2 separate regions of the Mus musculus genome follow, and region 2 is linked to region 1. The links are chromatin loops, found by intact Hi-C in ENCODE. Cell type or tissue: left cerebral cortex. All regions are shown on one strand. Links, peaks and the distances in the headings refer to the core of each region. The heading gives the core; the rest is flanking DNA. Region 1 has its middle 59 kb from the start of Gm41097. Region 2 holds the start of Gm46492 (a long non-coding RNA gene).

Region 1 (8,338 bases), core at 270-8,269:
GCTATCAGAAATAATTAGAACCTACAAAATTATGTGAAATGAGTTATATGGGTTATAGAGCACATTTCTGTGTTCTGTCTATTCTGACTATCAAGAAATAATGTTGCAATACCATCAAAAATGTAGTGTTGGGAGAGTTGGCTACAAGAGAGATATGGAGAGGGGAAGAGATGGTAGCTAAGTGCTTGGTTCTTGATTTAAGTAGAACGTTAGTATACAGAGTTTTAGCTATAAAATATACTTCAGTGAGAGATCATTAATTAGGAACCCTAATATGGCACTCATCATGGTCTTCATTTCAGAGATGCTTAGGGAATGATCCTTCAGGCCAGTCAAATTGCCTCTGAATTGTGGATCTGTCTTTGCAGATTGGGATATTGTGAAAAGCCCCAATCTATGGCAGGCCATTAGGTAAGGTACAGTGGATACAGCAAGCCCAGGTCCTCCAAAACTCCTCACATTTTAATATAATAGAACATGTAGGTATAGTTGCTGTGGAATGCTAGTCTATTGCAGGGCTATGATTATAGGTCTATCTATTAAAAAAAAAAAGGCCCCAACATTTAAAAAGCTTTTCTGGCTGGTAGACAGAGAGGTAGGCAGGCAAGAAGGTTGACTGGTAGATGAATGGATGAATAGCTGAAAGGGTAAATGTGTCAAAGGAGGGAATATGAAGCTAGATAACAGAAAGCAACTTATGTTCTTCTTTAACTTCTTTTATAATCATTGATTAGAAGTCAACATGCTCATGGCTTACAGTAATGCATCCCATTATTATTAAATAAATATGAGGGACGACCAAAGAGCTAATTAAATTAACCCAACGATAAAACATCTGTAATTGATTTACACAATGAACACATGATTAATGCACCATTTAGAATGAAGGACGGTAAAGAGGAAGATGACAAATTTAAAACCACTTTGTCTGGGCATCAAAGAATTTCTCAAGAAAACAAGAGAGCTCATCTCTCCTGTGATAGCACATTTCTTTCTCCATTTATGAAAAGACGAAAGATTAGGTGCAGACTCACCAATGACACTATGGGTTTGCTAAAGCAATTAGCCCTGTGCACTTTCCTCCTAGGCTCCACAGACACAGGAGCAGAACTGATCCTAGTGTGCCACTTTTTCTCAAACAACTTTCTCAGAGTCTGGATGAATCCAAAGAGCATGGAGGATAAGGGAGAATGTTCTACTTGCTTCTTTACACCTGCATCAAATCTGCAGGCATGGAACTGCAATGCTGAACTGCTTTCTCCTTGCAAATGTGACTTTTATTTTCCTTTGGGAAGCCAGAGTGCCTGTGCTCTCCTTGTGTGGATTCAAATGTAGCTGCAGTTTAGGAACTCACTCAAGAATAAGCACAATGTGTCCATTGCACAAGGAGAGTAGACCTAGGCCATGATCCAGACCAATTGCAATTCTCATCTGTTTTAAGATATAGCCATTTGGGAGAACAAAGATAAGGTGTAGCAAGAATCAAGAGCTAGCCAGAGCAAAGAGCAAGAGTACTGAGTCCTGGAATGTCTGAACCACAGATACCTCCATTCTCTGTGTGTAGTGATCTATTGGCAGAAAACATGGAGGCATTTTGTGAAGACCCAGGAATGTGCTTGACACTTGTGAGCAATGCCTTTTGGACAGACATAGGCCAAGGAGCAGCCCTCTCTGTGGGGTGCCAGGTGTCCTCTTTGGGGTACCTTGTGAGGGGCTGCAACATGGCTGTTTAACTATTTTTTCCAGAGCAGCAAGCTCCCCACTTTGCTCTTCAGTAAACACCTGTCTTCTTAGGCTGGTTTGATCTGGGGCTTTTTTCTTTTGTGGTAGAAAGAGCTTTGGATAGTTTCCTCTTCCCCATGTGTATAATAAACACTTGTGGTTTAGATGCAAAGGTCCCAAATTTTCCCTAGGGGCCACATGTACCACATGGGGGAAGAAGGCAATGGTGGCAATTCATTCAGGAGGGTGTTCACACCAGTCTGAATAGGTGGTTCATTCAGGAGGGTGTTCACACACACAGTATGAATAGGTGGTTCAGTTTGGAATGTGGTTGGTTCCCTAAAACCATTGTTAGGATGGACACTTTTCTCTGTATTCAACAGTGAGATCTATTGTTTTCACTCAAATGGTTAAAGTATTTTTAATTTAGTTCAGTAAGAAAAATCTTATAAGTCAGTCAGTTTTGAATCCAACTCCTAGAACCCATGTTAAATCTGCTGGGCAAAGTGGCATCCACTTGTAATGCCAGCAGTAGGAAGGAGGAAACAGACAGATCCCTGGGGTTGGCTTGCCAGCCAGCACAGCTAGTGTGATCTCCCAACAACAATAATAACAACAACAACAACAAGAGCAGCAGCAACAATAGCAGTAGCAGCAACAACAGCAACAGTGATAGCAACAACTACCATGGCAGCAACAACAATAGCAATAACAACAGCAACAACAGCAGCAGCAACAACAACAACAGCAACAACGATAGCAATAACCATGGCAGCAACAACAGCAGGAGCAACAACAAAAAGCAAATGGCATTGGAAAAAAATATCTGAGGTTGTCCTCAGTCCTCCACACACAACACATGTACCAACACACACACTGAACATATATATTTATAGAGAGAAAAAAAATAATCTGTATTTTTAAAGTAAAAAAAGTTATTTTCTATAGATCTCCACATACAATCTAAGGCATGAGGATCTTCACATACTGACTAAGAGGGGTATAAAGTGAAGCTGGTTAGACTCCCAAAGTCTTGAAGCAGAGCTGGCATTGCAGGGAACAATTAGTGACACTTTAGAGATGCAGTACTCTAAGGAGGGCCAGGGTGAGAAACTGCACCTCAGATCCTTCTCAGCATCTTCATTGATTGTGGCTCAGACCCTTGAAGGTCCAGAACTATGGTTTGAACATTTCTACCAACACTCTTGTTGAAATGTAATCCCTGTGTGTGAAGGATTAAGGGGTGGGAATAGGTGATGCCTTTCATAGATGCCTTTAAGAGATTCTGCCCCATGATCATTAATCCATTTAAGTGAGTCAGTTAATGGTTTGTCTTCAGTGAGTCTGTGGCTCTTAAAGGCTGTCTTGTCTGTCTCTTGTTTGTACTGTTCTTACCATGAAACTCCCTGAATCACTTCTGGCAGAGTGAAGGTCTCACCAGGGATGCAACCTCAACCTTCCATCCCCAGGAACTCTGAATGGGGTAAGTCTTTATAAAACACCCAAGCTATACTATCTGGTTACAACAGGTCAGACAGGAACAGGTTCTGGGTTAACTGAAGACCAATGCCTTTCTTGCTCCCTGGCCATGTTGGATTACACCAATGTCATCCTGTACCTTGTTGGGATTAAAATATGTTACATAGAGAGACATTTCTGTTATAATCTGAAAAGCAATTTGAATTTTAGTAAGTCTGATAAGCCACTGTAAAATTGACAATGATCACTATGTACATAGAAATTTTACACACACCACCACCACCACCAGCAGCAGCACCACCACCATCACCAACACTACTACACCATCACCATCATCATCATCAACAGCAGCACCATTATCAGCATCACACCATCACACCATCACCACCACCACCACTACAGCATCATCAACAACACCACCGTCACTACCACCACAACAACATCATCAACACCATCAAGACCAACCCTATCACCACCACCACCACCAAGTGTAGATATCAAAACTTTCTATTCTTCACTTCCTTTGTAACTTAAAAAAAGTCATGAGTTCATGCTTAATATTTCTCTTTTGCTGGTAAACATGTGTGTAGGAAGGTATCATATTGTTTCAGTCCCAGCATTTCTCTGAGACCAAGAGAAGAAGGGCTATTACAGGCAGAGCAGCATCCAGGGCTTCCTACAGTTATCTCTGCTGGCTTGATAGCCCGTGGGGAAATGAAGTTTGGAATGCAGCATCTCTGCATGTCCTCCTGAAACCATGGATTTGGGAGAGCACCAGAACAGCCTCTTTTGAGGAAGTAGAACCCAGGTTTCCCATTTACACTTTGGGTCAGTGGCTTGGTTCAGTGCTCTGTTATGCTTTTGCTATTTATTGATTTGAGCAGCATGAATCACTCTTCAACAAACAGGGCTGCGCTAATGTGTTAAAAGCTCATCATGGTGATAATGGACACAGTTAAAAAAGGAATCAGATGATGTGAGTGTAAAAGGCTTTTCCCCAGATAGCAGAAAATAAATTGAAAACAAATTCAATTAAAATAACATCCAACCTTTTATTCGTCTGTGGTGTGATTCCTCTAAAGGAAGTCCCCAAAGCTTATGCATTCCTCTGAAGGGCAACCCCTGCTGCAGCCTGGCTTGCCCAGACAAGTGCAGAGCTTATGCCCACAGCAGGTGGAGACTTAAGACCTTGCTCTTGGCACCCATGTGACCGAACTGTCCCCAGATAGCTCCCTGTGTTTGTAATACTCATTTCTGTGTTCTTTTAGTTGGGTCTAGCAGACTTCCTCTTTCCTAAAGCAGATTCACATCGTCAAGTACCCTTCCCGTGCCTCGGCCATGTGTGAAATATCCATCCACCAGGCTCCCATCCTACCGCTGCTCAGCCTTCCTGAATGTCCCGAGGTCTGTCTCCTGCAGAAGTTTCTAGCTCTGTGAGGCTGACTTTTTCCTTCCTTTTGTTCCCAACTGACTTTTCTGTCATTCTCAGCATGAAAATAGTAACACAGCACAGCAGGCAAGGGCCTGACCTTAAAGGATCTGTCCTTCTTGTCCCTGGTCTTTTTCATTAGTTGAATCCCCTGCTGTCCTGCCAAAGGCCCCAATGCCAATGGCTCTGTAAGCGCGCTCACCTCCACATGGTCACCTCCACATGGTCACCTCCACATGGTCACCTCCACATGGTCACCTCCACATGGTCACCTCCACATGGTCACCTCCACATGCTCACCTCCACATGCTCACCTCCACATGCTCACCTCCACATGCTCACCTCCACATGCTCACCTCCACATGCTCACCTCCACATGGTCACCTCCACATGGTCACCTCCACATGCTCACCTCCACATGCTCACCTCCACATGGTCACCTCCACATGGTCACCTCCACATGGTCACCTCCACATGGTCACCTCCACATGGTCACCGCCCTCACTTTCCCATTTCCTATCACCCCCAAGTTCTTTGGGTCCTACTTTCAACTCGAACTCGGGCTTTGCTTTTCTGTTGAGTTGTGCGTTGGCCCAGCCATCTCGGTCTGTTGTCCCTACCATAGCAAGCAAATCTCTGCACTTCACCAGTTTCAAAATAGATCAATTTACCATCTCACCATTCTCAAGATCTCAAGTCTGAAAATCAGTGTGTCAGCAGGGCCACATTCCTTCTGAACCTGCTATTAATAGATAAAGGAAATGAAACCTACATAGAAAAAAAAAAAAAAGAAAAAAACAACAAACCAGCACTCTCATGTTTAATGTAGTTCTTCTCACAGTGGCTAAGATATGGAATTGCCTTTCTTAGTAGGTAGGTAGGGAATTTTAAATGTACTGACTAATACAGATGGTGGAAGTTTAAGGTAGCAGATGGGATCTTTATAGATAAGATTTGTGACTCTCAATCTTTTCCATTGTCAACTCCTGAGAAGCAGGATCTTGTCTAAAGTAGCAACTCTTATAAGTTGCCTGGCATTGGGAGGTCACTAGTAGGTCCATGGTAGTGCTATGGATGAATTACTACACAAATAATTGAGTCAAAATGATTGTGAGGCTTGAGCAACTCATCAATGCTTGGCTGTCAGAGGAATCCTTTGAGTTTTATGGATTTTGATGATATACGCAGTAGAGACCAGTAATGTTTTAGACAATGTCCCAGAGAAGACTGTGCTGCCCTTCTGAGGACTCCAGGTCAGTTCTCAGCACCCATGGAAGGTGGCTCACAACCATGCGTAACTCCCGCTCCGAGGGATCTGCTACCTCTGGCTTCTGGAGACGCTTCATGAAGACACATAATCACCCACCCACTCCCACCCCTGACTCAACACACATGAATACACATGATTATTAAAGTAAAATAAATATGCATTTTTAAATTGGTAGGCTAAGAAACATGTTAAGGTAGCCTGAATGTTAGAATGAAAAGTAAAGGGTAACTTAGTTGCTTTATTTTGGGAGGGGTGAAGATAAGAATACTCTGACATATATCTTATGGCAGAATACAGTTTCAACATATGTTCACCTCTGGAGGGTGACTCCTCCAAACAGGCAGGGTGTTTCTTTGCTTCTAGTGATGAGTTAATAGTCAATTCTGTGTTAATACCCAGTAGATGGGGGAGAAATGTCTGAAGCAAAGCTAGTCTAAAGTGTCTTGTGTCAGCAGAGGCAGAAATGTGCACTGTCGCCACAGCCCACAGCAACTCTGAGAAGCAGCTGGGAACTGCAGCCACTGGGAGACCCAGAGCTCAGCTCCTGGCCACCCATAATCCCAGAAAGGCCGTCATTTGAAATTGCACTTCAGCTTGTGTTTCTCTTTTTGTTCTACAGTTGTAATGCCTAGTCAGACGAGTCTGAGAAGCACAGTCTGCCAGTTGACTTAGTATCCTGTAAGTCGGGGACTCATTTCAGACTTGCTATCTGCAAAACTCAAGAAAAGCTTCAGGGTGACTTCAGCCAATAGGAGGCCTTTGTTTTCCCCCTACTTTATTAAAAAAAAATATTAGAACATATTTGTTTTTGAGAGATGGTTTGTGTGGTGCGGGCTAGCTTGGAACTTAGCTGAGGGTGATCCTGCCTCTACTGTTATTTGCTGGGATCAAAGACATGAGCCTCCATAGCTAGGTTTATGCAATGCTGTGGATTAAACCTAGCGCTTCAACACAGTAGGCAGGCACTCCACCAACTGACTATCCTTGAAGGGCACCTTTAGCCTTCTGAGTCTGCCACTGCCTAATGGTGCAGTTGGAGGAGCTCCTTTAGGCTCTCTTCCTGCATGCCACGTCAGGGCTCCCGGCAAGCTTGCTTTAGCCCCAGAAGCTCGATATACTTGCTTTTGAGATCCCTGAAGCCGTTAAATGAAATGCCAATAAAATGCTATTTCTCGAGGATTGGGCTATGCCCCACCTATAACCTTAACTAAAAATGGTTCTGGACTATCTGTTCCAGGAAACAGCAACCGTGCCTCTGTTTCAGAAGGTTATTATGACCATCTGCTGTGACGCCTACCTTGTTATGACCCCCTTATTATGACCAACTTGAAATCATGCTTTTGTTTTAGGAGTATGTTATGGCCAACTTGTTATGCTTCTATTCTGCTTCTGTAACCCTGCCAATTTTGCCTGCCAAATCCCCTATTTGGAAATCCCCTACCCCTCAGAGCTAAAAACATCTTACCTTCCTCACATACAGTGTTGATCTCTTGAGCCCTGCCTTAAGAGGGAGACAGCCCAGCTTATGTACATAAATAAGAATCATAATTATAATAATAAAAGCTTGCTTTAATTGTTTGTTTTAAATAATCTGGCCATGATGATTTGAGTCGGTGGTCTTTCTCTTTGAATCGTTGAAAAGAACATGGCCTGCCTCAGTTTCCTTGTCTTTAAAATGACAATTTCACTGGAATCATCCTCATGAGGTTGTTTAGAGAATTACATGAATTATTAATATACAAACGCACATGTGACAGTAGTTAGCACATTGGCCAGAGTCGTAGGGATTTTATTGCTACGATGAAACATCATAACGAAAGAGCAAGTTGAGGAAGATTGGCTTACACGTCCATGTTGCTGTTCATCACTGAGGGACGTCAATGCAGGAACCCAATCAGGACAGGAACCTAAGACAGGAGCTGATGCAAAGGCCATGGGGAGATGCTGCTTACTGGATTGCTTCCCATGACTTATCCAGCCCCCTTTCTTACAAAACGCAGAAGCATCACTGCAGGGATGGCACCGTCTACCATGAGCTGGCCCCTCCCCCACTGATAAATAATTGAGAAAACGCCTTACAGCTGGATCTCATGATGACATTTTCTCAACTGAGGCTCCATCCTCTCTCAGGACTCTTGCTTGGGGCAAGTTGACACATAAAACTAGCCAGTATATCCAGAATCTACATAGGGCTCAGAAGCAGTCTCAAAGGCACAGCTTGCCCTGTGTCCAGAACTTTCTACTGTATGTAAAGCCTTCTGAGTTTGAAAATTGTTTAAAATGAGGCCACCTGAGTTGCTCTGTGCCTTGGAGAGGTGGAACCCCAAAACAGAACAGGCAGCAGGTGTCTTGTTCACTCAGCTCCAATGGCATGATTCCTTGGCTTCCTCTATAGGCTGCAATCCCACAGGCCTGAAACCCTACGGAAAAGAAGGGAG
Region 2 (8,338 bases), core at 276-8,275, 930 kb before region 1:
CTATCTATCTATCTCAGGAGAAGAGAACATTCTTTTCATCAAGATGGGGATCTGGCAGTAAGATCAATCTGGACAAGCCTCATGAAAAGAACTCTCATCTTCCAGTAGTTTCTCTCATACACTTCCTTATCCTCTTCCTACAATTTCCTGCTTCCACACTAAGGCCCCCTTGCATTTCTTTTCCTATTGTGTTTCTATACATAATCTGCTTCTGTTTAAGGGATGTGTAAACTTCAGGTCGAGTTTTCTTTGGTTCTCCATTTCCCTCTATGAGAGCCTCCATGTACACGCAAAACTTAAAATATTAGATCAAAGGGAATGTGCATGCTTTTCTCCTATTAATCCATCTTGGGTCAATCTGACTCATAAGCCCTAGCCTGAGAACCGGAGCATGTAGCAGAGTCTTTTCTGCTCTGAACATTGTACAAAAATCTCCTGAGAAGATACCACATGTAAATGGTTCTTCAGTGGTCTTCAACGTCTCTGGCAATGACAATTAGCCTTAAGGATGGATTTTATATTATTTTAAGATGATTTTTGTGTGCTTCATTTGTTAAATAACATTTAAATAGACATCGAGTGTTCATGTGACCAACACTGTGTTGGACTCATAGGGATGCTGAGCACATTAAGATATAACCCCAGAAACTTACAGATATAAGTCAGAGGAAAAGACACGTCATGTTCTTCAATGCATGGAAAAATGTTTGAAATGTACACAGAGAAATGCAAATTAAAATAATGATATTTCACTGACAGCTAGGCAAAAGTTCTAAGGTCTTAAGAGACTAAGGGAGGGTGATGGGCTGAGTATTGGCTCATGCCTATAATAATGCTAGTACTAGAGAGGTGAAGGCAGAGGAGGAAGGAATTCAGGATAATCTTCACTCATGTAATGCGTTCAGAGATTGCCTGAGTCTGTCTGTCTGTCTGTCTGTCTGTGGCTCTCTCTTTAATAAAAAACCCTGTCACAAACAATAAACAAAAAATATGGGAACATATTTATATTTATGACAGGAATAAATCAGTGAATGGGTAAGCAATTAGGCAATACTTATCAAATTATCTTTTACCGCTGGGCAGTGGTGGTGCATGCCTTTAATCCCAGCACTTGGGAGGCAGAGGCAGGTGGATTTCTGAGTTCGAGGCCAGCCTGGTTTACAGAGTGAGTTCCAGGACAGCCAGGGCTACACAGAGAAACCCTGTCTCAAACAAACAAACAAACAAACAAACAAACAATTATCTTTTGCCCGAGGAATTCTCTGGCTAGAAATTTACAGTGGCCTTCATAAGAAAAGTTCATGACCATGTTGGCTCTCGTTCCCTTGGCAATAACAAACATGTGGAAACCACCTAGATGTCCGGATCCAGCCAAATGAGGAAGGGATTCCTAGAAGCTTGTGAAAAATAAGTCAATACAAATTCAGAAAGATGCTCAGGACCTACTAACTGAAAGTTCCCAGAGGAAGTGGTGCAGAGGCTAGGACTATCCCCATCCACAAACAAAAGGCCATATAAGCTGTGTCTCCTAGTATGCGCATAGGAAGTTTTTACATGTTAGGTGTCTAAGACACTGTTACTCACCATTACACCTGTCAGTAAAAACGAGGGGCTACACATCTTTTTTTATTCTCTTTTCTAATTTTAGCTGCACTTTGGTTTTGTAGTGCAGGCATTATTATTGTTGTTGTTTTGGTGCTGGGGATAGAATCAGGCTTTCCTCTTGCTACACAAGTACCCAACCACTCAGCTCCATGTATAGCCCTAGGCTCTTTCTATCTTAACATTAGCATCTCTCTCTCTAGGATCCTTCACCATGATGAGATCTGCAAGTCTTCTGACGTATCTAACAACATCCAGTGGCCGAGATTAAGGTGAGCAAGTGCTTGCTTGCTGGCACCAGGCTTTATAGACCCATCTACTGATGGGAAGGGACAGGAAATCAGGTTGCCTTTCTCACTGTCACCTCCTGCCACATAAGCCAAGGTTCTAGTGGCCTGCCTCACTTGATGGATGGACTCCAGAGATGATCACAGAGCATCTCAGGTCTTCTTCAATGCTGGCAATGTTCCAGGAAGTGGTCAGGGTTGTATCTGCATGAATGACAGGTGCTTCAACTGGAGATATGACTAAAAAGTGGGTGGCCATGTAAAACCTCCTTCCTGCAACTCGAATCTGAGGAAAAGGAAGCACCAGGCTACTACACTTGACACTTCAGAGAACACAGGTTGACAAAGAATGTTTAGAGCAGGAGAGCAAAGAGACACTTCCCTGTAGAGGGCAGGCCATCCTAAGAGCTTCCAGGGACACAGACTTTCTTTCCAAATTTGGGTTCAGCTGAGTCCTATTAGACTTTAATTTGTCTTTCAAAAGCCCCCCCCCCCCACTCTCTCTCTGCTTCTTCTCTTTCCTCTTTCCATTTCTTTAGTTGCTGAAGGATGAAAGGAAACCGAAAAGTCACCCTGGCAAGTGACTCACATCTTTACCTTGCCACGGAGAGATATTCAGGGTGAAAGTTCTGGAGGAAGTCAGTTTATCTCCTCAAAGCAGAAAAGCCCAATCAAGCATTGTCTGATTAATTAGAGACACTTGGGGAAAAAAAAAGTGCTATCAAGGCCCACAGCTGTAATCAATTTAATCAACATGCAAAGAGCCAATCTATGCTTTTCTTGATTAACAAAGCTGAATGTTAAACAGAGAAGAGTGACATTGTAGTGCCATTAGCTAAATCTGCAAACTGAGAATTTTCCCTAAATATTCAAAGTCAAGTAAGGGCAAAGCGAAAACTCTCCCATCCTGTCTCAAGCTATGAGCTCCATAGGCCTGGGTATTCCCGTGCTTAAAAAAAAAAAAAAAAAAAAAAAAAAAAAAAAAAGAGGTACGGATGAGACGTGAACACAGACTGCCCAGTGAGGACACACAGTGTCATAAGGTAGAATCTACCAGTGTGCAAGTATGAGTGGTGGCTTACTTGAAATTCCAGAAAGAGCTCCCAAGTGGAGCAGCTCCATGTAGCATCTTTACAAGCTTTTACGGCAAGGGCATGCTGAATGCATTCTAACTCAGCCTTAAGAGCAGGAAACTGCAGCCTTTTCTAACCCAAGAAAATTAACCGTCCTAAAATTAGAATACAAATACAAATTCATATAAGCCTTCCTTCGAGATTTTAGCAGCACTTAGAGAGTAGGCGGGGTTTAATTCAGTGCTGTAACTCAGCCCTGTGGGCTTCTGTAAAGCACAGGTGTGGGCTCCCTCACTAAGCTGTTGGGTTCTCGGAAATGGCATTTGCATAGTGGTTTCCATTTCCTTTGGAATGTTGGGCTATACCTCTAGTTTCAGTACTCAAATACAACAAGGGTATGTTGAAAAAAGGCTCTATCAGGTGAATAATTTGTCTCCCCCCCCCCAACCCCACAGTGTTGACTGGCTGCACACAAAAATAAAGAGCTGAGAAAGCTGACAGGATATTCCGCTGACGAGATTAATTTTTCCCCGCAGTTGCAGAGTGCGTTAATTGTAACATTTCAGTTAATGAGAAATATTGTGATAGGATGCCGATGTGCGCGACAAATGGACTTTTAAACAGATATGAAGGGGAAATGCTATTTTCAAAAAACACTTGAGATGAAATGATCCTGTGGCACTGGGCTGGGCCATTCCTGCAAGCCCATTAGGCTTCTGAGGGAGGGTAATAACTATTTCCACTGGCCAGGCTGGTGGAGGCACTGCGGTTACTCAGTGTTAGCATAGCAGCTATTCAGCCTTCACGCGGTTCTCAACTCTGCAGAAAGCAACATGCAGAACTGTGAAACAGCGACAGACACTGCAGGACCAGAGAGAGCATCTGCATCAACCAGAACTGCACCGTGAACTTTGCATGGAAAGGTGCACATGTAATAAATGCACAATTCAGGGACGGACTGCAATGCAAGTCAGGCAAGAGTCCCCTCTTGCTCCTTTTAGACATCATGCTCTTTTCCTCGTGGCCACCAGATGGCGACGCTACACCTCAAAACGCAAGTTTGATCCCTGTAGGAATGGAAACATCCCGTATGTGCTATCCAGAGTCTTTTCTAAATACTGTATTTGACAAATTCATCCATACTTTTGGGTGTAATTAGTATTCTGTCTTGTGAATATCGCACAGTTTATTTATCTCTTCTAGCATACAAAGCCAGTTCTCTCCAGCTTGAGGCCCTTATGCTGCTTGGGTCTGCAGATCAACTACAGTGTACAATGAGAAGGCGAAGCTTATTGACAGTGCAGGTGGAGCTCTGTCAGCAATGGGTGACACACCGAATAACTGGGAATAAAGGCTCGCAGAGCAACAGAGCAGGGAGGATGAGCCCCAGGGGTTCCATGGGAAAGTTAGGAAGGACTTCTGACGTTAATGGGGGTACCTGTGTATATATAGCTAAATTAGCAGGAAATTCCTCTGGGCACTGGTGACTAATGGCAACTGTTTCAGGTGCTGCTTTAGATAAAGAAAAAGCCAAGATCTTGTTTTGTAGCTCAACTGCTTTCACTTAAACATAATCGTCATAGCAGTTCTAAGGGGTGGAATGGACATTCAACCTCTAGATGTGACTTGGATGCGCACCTCTCTGTGCCTTTTATTGGATATGTATGAAGAAGTGTTATCTCTGGATAAAAAGCCATGATATGTTTAGCTCGTATGAAACAGTTTTCCAAAGCAGTTAGATGAACGTATATCCCCGGGCAGTACATCGTAATTGTCGTCAGTGCCCTCCAGCAGTGCATTCACACCCCCTTGGTGGGACATTTACACCCCTTTCCTGCAGGAGTTCATACCTTCTTGGCATATCTACATCCACTGTGGCATTTACATGCTATATTCACACCTACCCAGCAGTGTACTCACACCCATTGGCAGTGCACACACAACGTCCCAAGCAGGGTATTTATATATCCCTCGTCAGTCTTGGCCATTTTATTTTTCTTTTGGGTTGTCTCTATTTTCTTTCCTACTGATTTGTGTTTTGTTTATATATTGCGGGCTGTAACCCTTGTACTGCAAATATTCTATTTTGTGGTGTGTCTTTTACCTGAAGTAGTGTCCTTTAATAAGTTCCCAATCTCTTCCTACCCTGAGGCTATGAATCTAGTCCTCAGTGCTGTCCTTGTAAAGCATATAGTGTGGAGGGCGGGGCAGCCATCAACCAATCAGCAAATCATGTAACAGTGTAGAACTGTTGCTCAGAGGTTCATGCTGCAGGATGCTTGGTAGGTAGCACAGTGGCGCAAGGGTGTGAAGAAGCAAAGTGGACACAGTGAGATGGAAGCCACTGTGGGAGGAAAAGACACACACAGGCAGAGGGGAAGGGCCAGCGTGGCTTGCACACAAACCCCTACAAGGAAAACTCTATGAAATAAGGTTGTACCAGCAGACAGGGGCCTGGCCACTCAGTCTTGCAGCCTGTATCCTGTGAGTGAAAGGTTTTAAAAAGGAGGAGTAGGTTCCAGCATGTGTTTACAAAGGTCTCTCTAACTGCTTTGTGGGGAACAGGCTGTGGTTAAAGGCACCAGCGATGCATGGAGACTCCCCATTAATCTATAGCATCAGCCCAAGGGAAAGACAGTGAGTGGTCTAGGTGACTAGATACTAAATGTAAGTCATTAGTGAGACAGGAAAACTACAAATGTGAATGGGACCCACCCCACATCACGAGACATAGTGCCTGGTGACGTTAGCTGCAATCCAGCTGGTTTGGATTACATCTAAATTGTCTTGTTCAGCTGAGAGGACAGCAACTGTGTAAGCCCAACAGTGTGCCAAGGGAGCTGGGCAGGACTATGTCAGGGCTGGAACGATCAGGGAGGACCATGTAAGAAATGGAGAGTGGACAAAGTGACTCAGATGCGCTACTAAAGAAGGATGTGAGGATGGCAAAGGCTCAACATACTGTTCTGGGGAGAAGTTAGAAGAAGGCTCATCAAGTTTGGCATCAAGGTTTCTTGTTATCTTGTCTGATAATGAGGAACTGCCTGAGGGTGTGCCAAGCCTGTTTCCTGGCACAGACGAGCAGAATTTGAAGAGACACTGGGTAAATCACCTCCTTAGCCTTACTGTGATGCTTGGATGCCTCATTTTCTCTCTATCCTCGCTTACTAGTGACACCCTATTATCACTGTTTGCAGTCATGAAACTTTTCATATTACTAATGAAATTAATACTGCTAAGGAAAATATTCCTGAGAGGCCCCGTGTATTATCTCACAGAACCCTTGTAGCAAACCTGGAAAAAAAGTTACTACTTTTAGATAACTGAAGTATGCTTGGAAAGGCTGAGTAATTTCCCACAAACACAAACCCGCACTTACCGCCAGACACTGTGCTATAACCATTATGCCACCTCCAAAACCCACTTGTTCTATGTGCCAGTGCCAAACAATAACTAAAGCCATTTTGTTACTAATTTTTTATTGGCTATAATGAGTAGGGTGGTTGGCAGCATGCCAAAGAAGGAGACCGTGTAAGTGCCAACCAAATACTCGCATGAAAACCTGAAGGGCTGAAGATATTGGGCAGACAGCATTATTAACTCCTGATGACAGAGACTAGGCAGGGGTGCCAGGACACAGCAACTGCCTCCACCTCAGAATCTCTTCTTTGGTTTGCTCTTCCATCAGTTCCTTTACTTATTCTAACTTGTGAGTGCTAATTTCAGAACAGGAAAAGTCCACAACCATGCCGAATCCTGGTAAGTCGTGTACACACACACACACACACACACACACACACACACACACACACCTACCTTAATTTGAACTGTCATCATCTAGGATTCAAGTGGTGGCTACTGGGGTTAGGTACAAATTTTTTACCCCTCTTAATATTTTTATTAATTATTTGGGAATTTCACATAATGCACCCTGATTACACTTCCTAGTCCTTCCAGGTCTATCCCCCACCTTTGTGACCTCTCCCCTCCAGGAGAAGAAGAAGAGGAAGAAGAAGAAGGAGAAGAAGAAGGAGAAGAAGAAGGAGAAGAAGGAGAAGAAGAAGGAGAAGAAGGAGGAGGAGGAGGAGGAGGAGGAGGAGGAGGAGGAGGAGAAGAAGAAGAAGAAGAAGAAGAAGAAGAAGAAGAAGAAGAAGAAGAAGAAGAAGAAGAAGAAGAAGAAACACTAAGTGCATTTTGTGTTGTTTATTTACTCCCAATGGCCAGCTCTTCAAAGAAAGTGGAGTCCTTCCCCACCCCTCCCTGGCTAGAAGAGCTACACTTAAGTATTCCTATCACAAATTTTAAGAATTCTCTTCAATAGCTTCCCATCTAGACTGCTTAATTTTTTGGGGGGGGGTGAAGTTGGGGGGAAACTAGATAGCAAATATTGTCACTTTTCAAGTGTCATTACATGCAATTACATAAGGCCAGCACTGGCAAACCAAGCGAAGAGCACATGAGAGAAGCCCTGCTGCACTTGCATCAGGCAGGCGTACTAAGATGGTTTCGGTGATGCAAGCCCATCGTCGTCACGTTAGGTGCATGTGTGCTGTTCACATCTCACATTTGTTCATAGAAAATATAAATCTGTTAATTTATTTTTCCTGGTGAATATCTGCAATGATACAAAATAAAAGTGGTTGATTTCATTGCTATGACAGACTGACCCTGTTTTATCCCATGGGAAAACAGGAGGCTTATTCATAGATATTCTTCAATCACCATAAGAAGTTAAAAAACGACAATGAAAGCCAATGAGGACAGGTGAGTATGTCACTAAACATGGCTGGTAGAAGACAGGTGGTGGGTTTGTGTGTGTGTGTGTGTGTGTGTGTGTGTGTGTGTGTGTGTGTGTGTGTGATTGAAATGCCTCAAGACCCACAGGAGGTTTTGGCATACTTAAAACACAATTAAAATTAGGCTTGGAAGGAGATGCAGGCACTGCGGAGAGATGTTGGAGGGAAGCCATGCACACGGCAGCTTGGGAAAGGCCAGGTGTGCTTGTTGTGAGGGCGCTGCTGTGACATCTTAGAGGGCACTTTTTCCTAATCAAGAAGCTGCTAATTTTAATAGAGAATAGCCTGAGGCGTTTTAAGGTCAAACTAGAAATATGTTGATGATTTAAAAATGCAAGCCAAGTGTGTTATTATATTACAGCTGCAGTGTTATTGTAGTTTAAGGATATCCGTAAATCAGCACAAACCCACACGTATCGTTTCCTACACATTTTTCACCAAGCTGCCTTCTGTCTGTGAGTAATCAGCTAATCTCCTCCTCGCCTCACCATCCCTCCAAGTGACAGATCCGTTCCTCCCTATTACAGAAGGTCTTCATTTACTGTGTGCCTCGCCCACAGCACTTTCTGGCTCGGGCTTG

The links. Hi-C counts contacts between places; a loop is a spot of excess contacts. Peaks named below come from ENCODE experiments on the same cell type or tissue, not always from the same donor. Only the 100,000 strongest peaks of a DNase experiment are listed, where the experiment ranks them.
Region 2: it touches region 1 in a loop (4-fold over the local background); 2 of 42 quality-filtered maps call a loop at or near these places.

The regions. Positions count from the first base shown.
Region 1 is chr14:9,384,966-9,393,303 of GRCm38, forward strand. No RefSeq gene overlaps it. Among named protein-coding and RNA genes, the nearest start is that of Gm41097, 59 kb to the right of the region's middle. In left cerebral cortex, for the core only: no CTCF peak of the experiment used is centred there; a DNase peak (open chromatin) is centred at 4,488.
Region 2 is chr14:8,456,698-8,465,035 of GRCm38, forward strand. All of the region lies in intron 14 of Cfap20dc (CFAP20 domain containing), which reads right to left. It overlaps Gm46492 (a long non-coding RNA gene), which reads left to right and starts at 7,396. Exons shown (of 4, transcript XR_001781488.2): 1 at 7,396-7,726; 2 at 8,286-8,338. In left cerebral cortex, for the core only: a CTCF peak has its summit at 3,990 (motif pointing right); DNase peaks (open chromatin) are centred at 3,123, 4,005, 5,926, 7,949 and 1 more place.